2 separate regions of the Homo sapiens genome follow, and region 1 is linked to region 2. Evidence: chromatin loops called from intact Hi-C (ENCODE). Cell type or tissue: PC-3. All regions are shown on one strand. Links, peaks and the distances in the headings refer to the core of each region. The heading gives the core; the rest is flanking DNA.

Region 1 (5,393 bases), core at 132-5,131, 50 kb before region 2:
GTCCCAGCTACTTGGGAGGCTCAGGCAGGAGAATCGCCTGAACCCAGGCGGCAGATGTTGCAGTGAGCCGAGATCGCGCTACTGCACTCCAGCCTGGGCAACAAGCGTGAGACTCCATCTCAAAAAAAAAAAAAAAAAAAAAGAAAGAAAAAAAAAAGAAAAGAAAATTGATACAAAATGGCCAGTAAGTTTATGAAAAAATGCTCAACATCACTAATCACCAGGGAAATGAAATCCAAACCACAATGAGATATTATCTTTGTACAGTTAAGAATTTTTATCAAAAAGACAAAAAATAACAAATAATGGTAAAAATGTGGAGAAGGGGAAATCTGTTGGTGGGAAAGTAAATTAGAGCAGCCATTATGGAGAACAGTGTAGCGGTTCCTCAAAAATTAAAATTACAGCCACCATATGATTCAGCAATCCCACTACTGTTTTTTTTGAAACAGTATTTTTTCAAAATTTTCAAAACAAAAATTTTAAAGGAAAGGAAATCAATATGTCAGAGGTATCTGCAATCTCATGCTTATTGCAGCACTAACAGTCAATATATAGAATCAACCTAAGTATTCATCAATAGATAAATGAATAAAGAAAAATTCATTCTTAATACACACAATGGAATAAAAATCAGCCATAAAAATGAATGAAATCCTGTCATTGGCAGCAACATGGATGAGCCTAAGGGACATTATGTTAAGTGAAATAAGCCAGGCACAGAAAGAAAAATACTGAATGTTCTCACTCATACATGGAAGCTTAAAAAAATTGATTTCTTAGAAGTAGAGAGTAGAGGCCAGGCGCAGTGGTTCACGACTGTAATCCCAGCATTTTGGGAGGCCAAGGCAGGCGGATCACAAGTTCAGGAGTTCAAGACCAGCCTGGCCAGTATGGTGAAACCGTCTCTACTAAAAATACAAAAATGAGCTGGGTGTGGTGGCAGGAGCCTGTAGCCCAGCTACTTGGGAGGCTGAGGCAAGAGAATAGCTTGAACCCGGGAGGCGGAGGTTGCAGTGAGCCGAGATCGTGCCATTGCACTCCAGCCTGGGTGACAGGATGAGACTCCATCTAAAAAAAAAAGTAGATACTAGAATAGTGGTTACTAGAAACTGTGAAGGGTAGGGAGGAGAGGTATAAAGAGAAGTTGGTTAATGAATACAAAATTACAGCTAGATAGGAGGAATAAATTCTAGTGTTCTATAGCTATGTAGGCTGACTATAATTAACAATAATTTATTGTATATTTTCAAATAGCTAGAAGAGAGGATTTGGAATGTTCTCAACACTAAGAAATGATAAATATTAAAAGTGACAGATATGCTAATTATCCTTATTTTTCATTACACGTAGTACATGTGCATTAAAATGCCAGACTGTACTCCATAAATATGCACAATTATTATGTGTCAAAAACAATTCAAAAGGTAGAAAACAATCTTCCTTCTAGAATAGGCTGAAGAAATATTGGTAACTTTTTTAGCCATCAAAGAGATTTTTTTTTACAAGTTTCAGATTTGTATTAAGCATACTTAATATCAACCTTTGTCATATGTGATAACATCCTTTATGTATTTTATGAGACTCTGATTTTTAAAATATCTATTTCTATGTATTTCTTGCATAATATAATAATGACCAAAAATTCCTATGATTATGCCACTTAAGCACATTGTGGGAAATTAAGTTACTAAAGAGAGTGCAAGAAAGAAATGATTTATGAAATGAAAACTGGTTGAATATCACAAGAATATTTGTATGTGTATAGACTGGACACACAGAGTTTCTTGTTTCTATTTGACCTACCTGATTTCTAACACCAATTAAATGTTAAACCTCTTATTGCTGAGATTAATTATAATTTAGTGCAACAAAATCCAGGACTTTTTACTCCTTTATTAATGGCATTTATAAAATTAGGTCTTCCAAAGAACAAAAGCAGCATCATAAAAATGCAGTTTTATTAGTTACAATAAAAAGGTGAGTCATATTATACATAAAATATTAACCCCTTGTTTGGGGCCACTTATTGAAACTCAACAATAAACTTTATTTAAATTTTCTTCCAAATTATAAGGCAATTATTCAGTATTGAGACTAAAGAGCACTTCGCTCAGTACCAAAGTTTCGGGATTAAAAAAACAGTCTTGACTCTTTAGGTTCTCACCCCAGAGTGAGCTATATAACCTCTCTGGACCTCAGTTTCTTCTTTTGAAAAATGTAGCACCTATACATCACAGACTTTCAATAAGGATTAAATGAGTTAATACATGTATCAGGCATACAACAAAGGCAGGAAACAGTGCTAATTAAATGTTTGCTATTGGCCATTATCATAGATTGTATTTAAGATAACAGAAAATACAATTTTCTAAGGCATTTGTATTTTGCTTTAAAATTGAACCAGACCTAGAAGAATTAGAGTAATCTGTTAGCAGAAAATACAGTTTTGCTATTTCAGACTTTGGTGAATTATTCATTTGCTAATCTGGTTAAGCAAGCTGGAAGCACAGTTCTGTTTTTTATGAGTATTTTGTGTCTTTGAAATTACCTGACTTAAATATTCTAATCCAGGTGGACAGTTTAATGGAGGCTGTGGCGCTGGCATCCATGGTACCCCTGCAGCTCCAACTGGCTGATTATATACTGGCTGATTATACACTGGCTGATTTGGGACAGGAAAGCCAGCTGGGCCAGGACCTGAATGGCCGGCTGGTGGGGGTGGGTAGCTGACCTGGGGCCCAGGGTAGCCACTATATCCTGGAGGTCCTGAAATACAAACAAGTGAAATGATTTGTAACTGCACCAAAAATGGAATTGTCAACCTTTTTAGGGTTATGCCATCTATCTATAAGTTGACATTTCAGCGTAGACATCTGTATCTGTGATGTTTAATACGCTTTTCTCTTTCTGAGATTTTTCAATGAAATATCTGTGGTTGCACATCCACTTCTATTTGGATGATAGTATGCGGTGAATAGCCTTACCCTTACCATTCAAAACTCAGAAGGAAAATATGCTTTAATATCTGAGAAAATGAAAATAAATAACCATGATCTAGAGTCACCTACATAAAGATTCTGGCAAGCCTTCAAGGGAAACAAACACGTCATTGGTAGAAGGCCCAAAATAATGGCTTTGAGTCAGCATTTCTAGGGCCAAAGTATCTTGTGAAAAATGATAATTCTGAAATTCTAGCAAATGCCTTATAATATATGTATAGAACTGGGGGTAGTTTTGCCCCCTCTCTGCCAGGGATATTTGACAAGATCTGCAGACTTTTTTTGGTCACAACTGGAGGGGAAGATAATACTGCATCTGGTGGGTAGAGGCCAGGGCTGCTGCTACACATCTTAAAAGAGCCAGAACAGCTCCCTAAAAATGAAGAATTGTCCAGCCCAAAATATTATAGTGCCACTGTTGAAGGTGAAAGCACGTCATTTCTTTCTTTCCATTTTTTTTTTTTTTGAGACAGAGTCTTGCTCTGTCGCCCAGGCTGGAGTGCGGTGGCATCATCTCTGCTCACTGCAAGCTCCACCTCCTGGGTTCACACCATTCTCCTGCCTCAGCCTCCTAAGTAGCTGGAACTACAGGCGCCCACCACCACGCCCAGCTAATTTTTTGTATTTTTTAGTAGAGACGGGGTTTCAGTGTGTTAGCCAGGATGGTCTCGATCTCCTGACCTCGTGATCTGCCCACCTCAGCTTCCCAAAGTGCTGGGATTACAGGCGTGAGCCACCGCGCCCATTCGTTTAGTACACGTCATTTCTTTTAGTACATTCCAGATGCCTGCTTGGGTTAATCCTTTGCCTTATGTTTTAATCCATAATGTATTGCTTTCCTAAGTCCTTCTTCATTAAAATAAAATTCTATTATAATATTTAGGTTAGAAATTTAAATTTCACAATTTAACATCCTTTGGTCTCTGGAAAATATAATTTGAGAAACAAGGATGGCAAAAAATTGTAAGAGGCAGAAATTTAATAACAGTAAATGTACTTCATATTCTCTGCGAATGTGTGATTACAATGAAGATTTATATACCTGTTTGTATGGTCCACAGTGTAGCAATTCCATAGCAGTGGAATACAATTTCAAAGGACTGTGTTTCTCAATATTTTAACATTAAAGCCTATGCAAAATGTAATACTTAGAATAGGAAATTTACAAATTCTTTTAAATGGATCATTTATGATAAAATTCATTTGCCCTTCAAAAATAAGGCTTAGAAAAACAGAATAAACCTCACAATAATGCATCATAAATATAGCTTTTATAATTTATTCCTTTATGATGAATGAATATTTACAAATGATCATAATGTGACTGGCTGTGTTGTAGAATATGAGGATACAATTCTCAAGGAGGCAGCCTGCTGTCAGAGAGCTTACAGTCAACTTCTGGGAGAAAGAAAACACATTTAAAACAAAAAAAATTCATATGGATGTGATGGAGAGAATGTATGCGAGCGAGGGCAGGGTATGAGGCAGTTACTTTGGGTAAATATAATTTATATCAAGGTCTAAAAGATGAGAAGAGAAAAGCTTTATATGAAGATTAGTGATAAATGCTTCAGGAGGAAAGAAAGGCAAATAGAATACCTCTGACTTTGTAATGAATTTGACAGGCGTAAAAGAGAGAGGAATGTCATAAGAAAGAAGACGACTAGGAAAGGCTGTTAGCAAAGCAACAGGAAGCTGTTCATCAAAGGAGGCCTTAGTAAGGAGTCTGGATTTGGTTCCAATTATGATTGGCAAGTACTGGAGGAATTTAAGCAGAAGAATGAGTTCCATGGTCTTATCTATATCTTACAAAATTTTCAGGAGTGGAAAAGCATTAGAATTTACAATGGAAAACACAGATGCAATCCCTGCCCATCATTGTTTAATGAGAGAGACAACTTTATATCCCCACTTATTCTAGGGAGCTATAATACCAGTGTAATTAATTGATTCATTAGAATTGGAGATAAATGCTTTCAAGTAAGAGACCACGGTTTTATGACTAGAGATGCCAAAGGTCGCTATTGAGATGGGAAGAGAAAAAGGGAAGGAGCAGGAACAGCTGCCTTGAGGGGTCACCTTTATGCTGAGATCTGAAGGATGCACAGGAGTTCAGGAGGCCAGAGTCACAGAAAGAACATTTCAGAGCAACGTCCTGGGACAGTAACTAACATAGGCCTTTAAAAATCTGAAAAATAGCCAGTCTAGCTGAATAACAGCAAGCCAGGCTCAAGAGGAAGTTAAAGAGAGAGCATGGAAAAGGCCATCCTGAGTTTAGTGTTAGCCTTTATCCTAAAAGTAATAGGCCACTAATAAAATAGGGGCTCTACACTCTCTGTAATATGAGCAGATTTACATTTTTAAAGATCACTGGGGTCAGCACAGAAACCA
Region 2 (5,393 bases), core at 307-5,306:
TCACACACACAGACAGCACATTTAGCCTCTGAGATTGATATGGACAAAAGGGAGTTTGGAAATGCACTAGCTAAACAAAAGTGGCTCCATATTGGCTAAGGTTTTCCTTACCAGAGTTTATTGAATGATTATTCAATGAATAAATAGTCATTTATTTATTGACTTATTCCTTTGAAAAACATCATTTTATCATAAATTAATTTTCCATATAGAGTAAGCATCATTACATTTCTGGACTATGTACTCCTTTTTTTTTTTTTAATTTCTACTAAGAACCAAACTGTCTTAGTTCCTGTAGTTCTTATTTGTACTGAGACGCTGTCAGAGCCAGTAACTGTGTTTCTGGGACTTGGCTGCCAAAAATCAGGAAGACACATATTCCTATTGATGATTGCATGTCCATTTCTCCCAGCTGTGTTTTGTAGGCCAGAATAACCTCGCTCATTAAGGTTGTCTGACTAAGTTAAATTTATGAACAGCCCTTGGGAAGAACTTATTTTCCACAAAAAATATGCATTGTTCTGAATTTGATCACAATCATATGGGTTCCCCAGAGTTAGATCTAGGAGCTTAATACTTCTCTCAAATCTTTACAATATTTCTGTTGATCAAAAAAGTTATCTCATGGTTTTGAAAGGTGAGCTACTAATTTGAAATACCTTAGAGTAGATCTATATCCTGGCTGGCATTCTTTTAAATGTATATCTTAAAAAAATCAATATGGCTTTTAGGTGATTTGCATACCTGTGCTTCTGCTGTAGCAATTAGGAAATTTAACCTTTTCCACCTCTCCCTCTCTCTCTCTTTCTCTCTCTCTCTCTCACACACACGCACATTATATGTACTTATTTTTTAATTTTACAAGAATTGAATCATAGTTCTGCACACATGCAAAGTAAATGCTTTTCCTTTACCAACTATATAATAATTTCCATCCTGTCTATCTCTCTATGTATTTTATCATCTAAAAATCTCATTCTAAGAAAACAGAACCCCATTCTATATGTGAACCATAATTTATTAAACAATTTACCATGTTGAGCATTTTATATATTTATGTATAGTCTTTTTGCATATACTCTTGTATAATAAAAAGACTTGTGGGCACAAAGTAAAACAAAGTAATTTAATTTTTATATTTCTCATTTTCTAAGTCTTCAATATATGGAGGTTGCACCTGGTCATCTCTGATGTTATGCACAGTTGAAACCCTCTGTTTTCTTGTGAGGTCCAGTGCAGGCCATTCATATGTGTGGAAGTGCTTTGAAATACTCTAAATAATTCTAAAAAATAAGATGATATCATTATTATTATTGCTTAAAGATAATAGGCTAGAGATCTATAATGGGATTCTAGAGGGACATTACAGTACTATAATATAAAGGCTCAGGTTAAAATAAAGTCTATATAAGTAAGCCAGACACTGATTACTATAGTTTTGAAAGCCAAATTTTGAATCCGGAATTAAAAATAAAAGTTATACTATTTTGTCAGCATTAGAAAAGAAATTGTTTATGACACTGGTTGTACATTAGAATTACTAGTCTTTTTTTAAAAAAAAGAATTAAGTGACTTAAAAGATACTCTTAGGGATTTTGACTTAATTGGTACAGAATGAGGTCTGGGTATGGATATTTTTAAAAAATAGCTATGTTATTTAAACATTTAGCCTGGGTTAAAAGTCAACATACGATAAGTTGATTTTTCTACATTTATATTGCTTTTTCCTGCTTCTGACCCCTGACCTTAACTCTAGATAGAATATTATGGTTTTATGTTCTTATCATCTTGTTACCTTAAAAGCCTATTTAAAATGGTGGGGCATTTGTATCCATTCTTAGACCTACTCACACTTGCTCAATGACCTTGAGTCACCAAACTGGGACTTGACTCCATGGATGTGTCTTGGTTTGGCCTATACATTTCCTCTGAAGGCGATCAGGATGCAACATACAAATGACCAAAAATGAGTGGATTTTCTGTATAATTTTAAATAATTTTAGATTTTGTGTACTGATGGTTTAGCTCTTAAATGACAAATAGAAAATCAGAGTTGGGACTCTACTTTCAATTATATGCTTGATTTTATGGTGCTTTTATTTAACTGTTTGGTACGCCAATGTTACTCAGTTTCCTTAGAAAAATAGGAATATATGCATTCACTAAATTGATGGAAACTGTCCATCAATTCAGTCTGCTCATTAAAAATAGTAATTACTAAACTTTCATCATGTGCATAATACATTAACAAATATAGTGTTTCTCAGTTTATTAAAAACATAACATCAAATTTTACCCTTCTACACACAAAATTGATGTGTTTTATTTCCCAGATTACAGAAAGAACAAAATGAATACTCAATAGAAATTTGTATTTTCAAGATTCTGCTGGTGTAGCTAAGCAATGCCATCATAATGTGAAGTGTTGCTGCCATCTGCAGCATGAAAGACTTATTAAACATATATATTACCTAGGCATATGTAACTGGATTTTAAAAAGTAACAACTGTTTAATTCTCTATTAGTCTTTCTATGTATTTTCTACAGCTAGCTTTCAACATAATTAAAAATATGGTATAGTTTAAAACATTCAATGTACTTAAGAATATAATATAGGTGCCAAAATGAATACTGACATTTTATTTTATTATTTGGTTAAGCTAAAATTAATATTGAAGAGGCAATGAAATGGTAGACCGAAACTGCTTTTATGATTTATTGATATTGGAAAATATTTTCCAAATCTTTTATGTTTAATAAAGTTTTTTATTAATTACTCCAATATAATGTAAACTTTTTCTCAAAGGTATTTTTTCAGGCTTACACATTGGCTACTTTATCTATTATGTGGAATAATAACCACAAAGATAACCACAGAATAACACCACAGATATACTATCAGTGGATAAAAGAGTTAAAGTTGTTTATATGTTACCTTTCTAAATAGAAAGAGTACATAATATTGATGAGAATATTATTAATTCAGGTCTTAAAGGAATAAAAGCATCTCTCCCCTAGTTTTTTGGCTTCCCATTTTATTTCCTTATTTTAAAAGTGATTTCCTTGTGCCATTTCCTGCCCACTCATATTCTTCATTCTGGAAGGTCGACAAAAAGCTAACAGTTTTGTAAAATCTGTCAAGTTACTTAACCTTCCTGAGCATTGATTTTTTTCATCTGTACCTTTGGGCTTATAATGTGTGGCACTGGAATCAGATGAGAAATGTTTGTAAGAAGTCTAGCCCAGTGTCTCATAATGTTCATTAATGCTAGGCTTTATATATTTGTGAAACAAATAGTCTTATCGTGTTTTAATTTTGTTTTGGGCAAAATATCAAATTTTAATATTTGAAATCTCTTATAGTTCCATTGTAATTGTTTTTTAAAAACAATATATTTATAATTAAATCAAAAATGCCTTGAAATGCATTTTCAATAATGCTGATAATAATACTTGGCAGACAGTCATAAAATAGAGGCTCAGCCAGCAAAAGTTACTATGGTTTTTTCCATTTCTTTAACAAGATTTTTAATGAAAATTTTTTTCTTTTTAAAATATATTATAGATCCTTTAAATTATTCAATTCAAATTATTTAAATATGTGATGCCTAAATTTAACACCTAGACAGTTAGAATGAACCACAATACATGTCACTAAGTACAATTCCCACCTATTTTTAATGGCAAAAATTTCACAGCATAAGAAATAGACAAAATCCATTTACACTTATTTAGAGAAATTTTATTAAAAAGAATTTTTTCTTCCAAGGTGAGCAAAACACAATGTAAGGAGAAATGATAAAAATCAAAGTGTATAGAAAGGAAAAAATGCTTAATTTGAAAAGTCAAAATATGATAAACAATAATTTCATTTCCCCTTATTTTAGCAATTAAAGAAACAATAATATAAAACTTACCAAACAGGAGTAAGAGTAAATTATGAAGTAGTAAACGTTTATGTTATTTCCTCAGTTTGTTTTCATTTTGAAAATAAAATACAACAAATCTAAAAATAATGTGTCCATAAACCTCTAATTAAGGCTCAAATGAATTAGAATTTCAGTGTGCAACCTGTCTGGGCTATAACCTGAATTCTTCAGATCATCTATCCAAACCCCTCTTTTGTAGGAAAGTCTGATTTATCTAACAAGTTTTAGCTTCCTTCCTTCCAGATATTATGGCTTCGGAAAGATATTGTTTTGTTCCTCCTTAATACTTGTCAATTCGCTCAGATTCAGTTTCCGAGTTTCAATACAGTTTCTAAACAATTTCGAAAGCCCCTAGAAGATGCTTTGGCCAAATACAAAGTACGTAAATTCAGAAGAAAATATTAGTTGAATCATCATCTAGCACCATCACTTGGAGGATACGTGGGGCACAGCTGAGTGGGACAATGTGGCCTAGCCTAAGAGAGTCTGACCTCATTAAGCACATTCTGATCTTATGCAACCTCTTCATTCTTCATTCTGACTACTATATTTCTATTTCTTCTGTGCCTTTGTTTGTGCTGTGCTCTTCGCTTGGAATGTTCTCCCAGCCAAACACTTCCTAGCTTTGACCCCACTTAGCATGGAAGACACATATTCAACTCATGCGTTATTTGTTAGCTACTCTCTAGGGGTACTAACTTTCCACCTTAAATGGTATTGAATGCTTCCTTTTTTTGTGCCTTTGTGGTACATTCTTTTTATTGTAGCACCTGTAACACTGATTTGAACCTGTTCTTATGAGTGTCATGGCCATACCTTCAGTTTCTAATGACAAAAATTGGAATGAACTGATTTTATATACTAGAGTTCTTAAAATCCTTTACATTCCATATCTAACGAAATGCCAAGTTTTGTCAATTTCTCTTCCTAAACTTGCCTTGCAAGACTGTATGTGATTTAGCCCCTAGCTACTTTTCCTACAGCAGTTCATTTCTCTCTCTTCTTGTTTACTGTACTCCATACTGGCTTCCTGTGCTTCTCAAACTTGCCCAGTTGCTCTTGACTCAGAGCCTTTGAATTTGCTTTTTTTTTTTTTTTTTTTTTTTTTTTTGAGACGGAGTCTTTCTCTGTCGCCCAGGCTGGAGTGCAGTGGTACGATTTCGGCTCACTGCAATCTCGGCCTCCCGGGTTCAAGCAATTCTTCTACCTCAGCCTCCCGAGTAGCTGGGACTACAGGCCACGCTGCCATGCCCAGTTAATTTTTTGTATTTTAGCAGAGATGGAGTTTCACCGTGTTGCCCGGCTGTTCGAGAACTCCTGAGCTCAGGCAAGCCGCCCGCCTTGGCCTCTCAAAGTGCTGGGATTATAGGCGTGAGCCACCGCGCCTGCCCCGCATTTACTTTTATATCTGCCTGGTACACTCTTTTCCTAAATATTCTTAAGTCATGCTTTCTTCTTTCTGGT

Evidence for each region. A loop is a pair of places that touch in the nucleus more often than their neighbours do. Peaks named below come from ENCODE experiments on the same cell type or tissue, not always from the same donor. Only the 100,000 strongest peaks of a DNase experiment are listed, where the experiment ranks them.
Region 1: it touches region 2 in a loop (2.4-fold over the local background); 1 of 110 quality-filtered maps calls a loop at or near these places.

The regions. Positions count from the first base shown.
Region 1 is chr3:146,526,063-146,531,455 of GRCh38, forward strand. PLSCR1 (phospholipid scramblase 1) reads right to left here. Exons shown (of 9, transcript NM_021105.3): 4 at 2,552-2,769. Among named protein-coding and RNA genes, the nearest start is that of PLSCR1, 16 kb to the right of the region's middle. In PC-3, for the core only: no CTCF peak of the experiment used is centred there; a DNase peak (open chromatin) is centred at 3,089; H3K4me3 peaks cover 908 bases; H3K27ac peaks cover 1,437 bases.
Region 2 is chr3:146,575,443-146,580,835 of GRCh38, forward strand. It overlaps a transcript of PLSCR5 not described here. Among named protein-coding and RNA genes, the nearest start is that of PLSCR5-AS1, 11 kb to the right of the region's middle. In PC-3, for the core only: a CTCF peak has its summit at 2,425 (motif pointing left); a DNase peak (open chromatin) is centred at 2,429.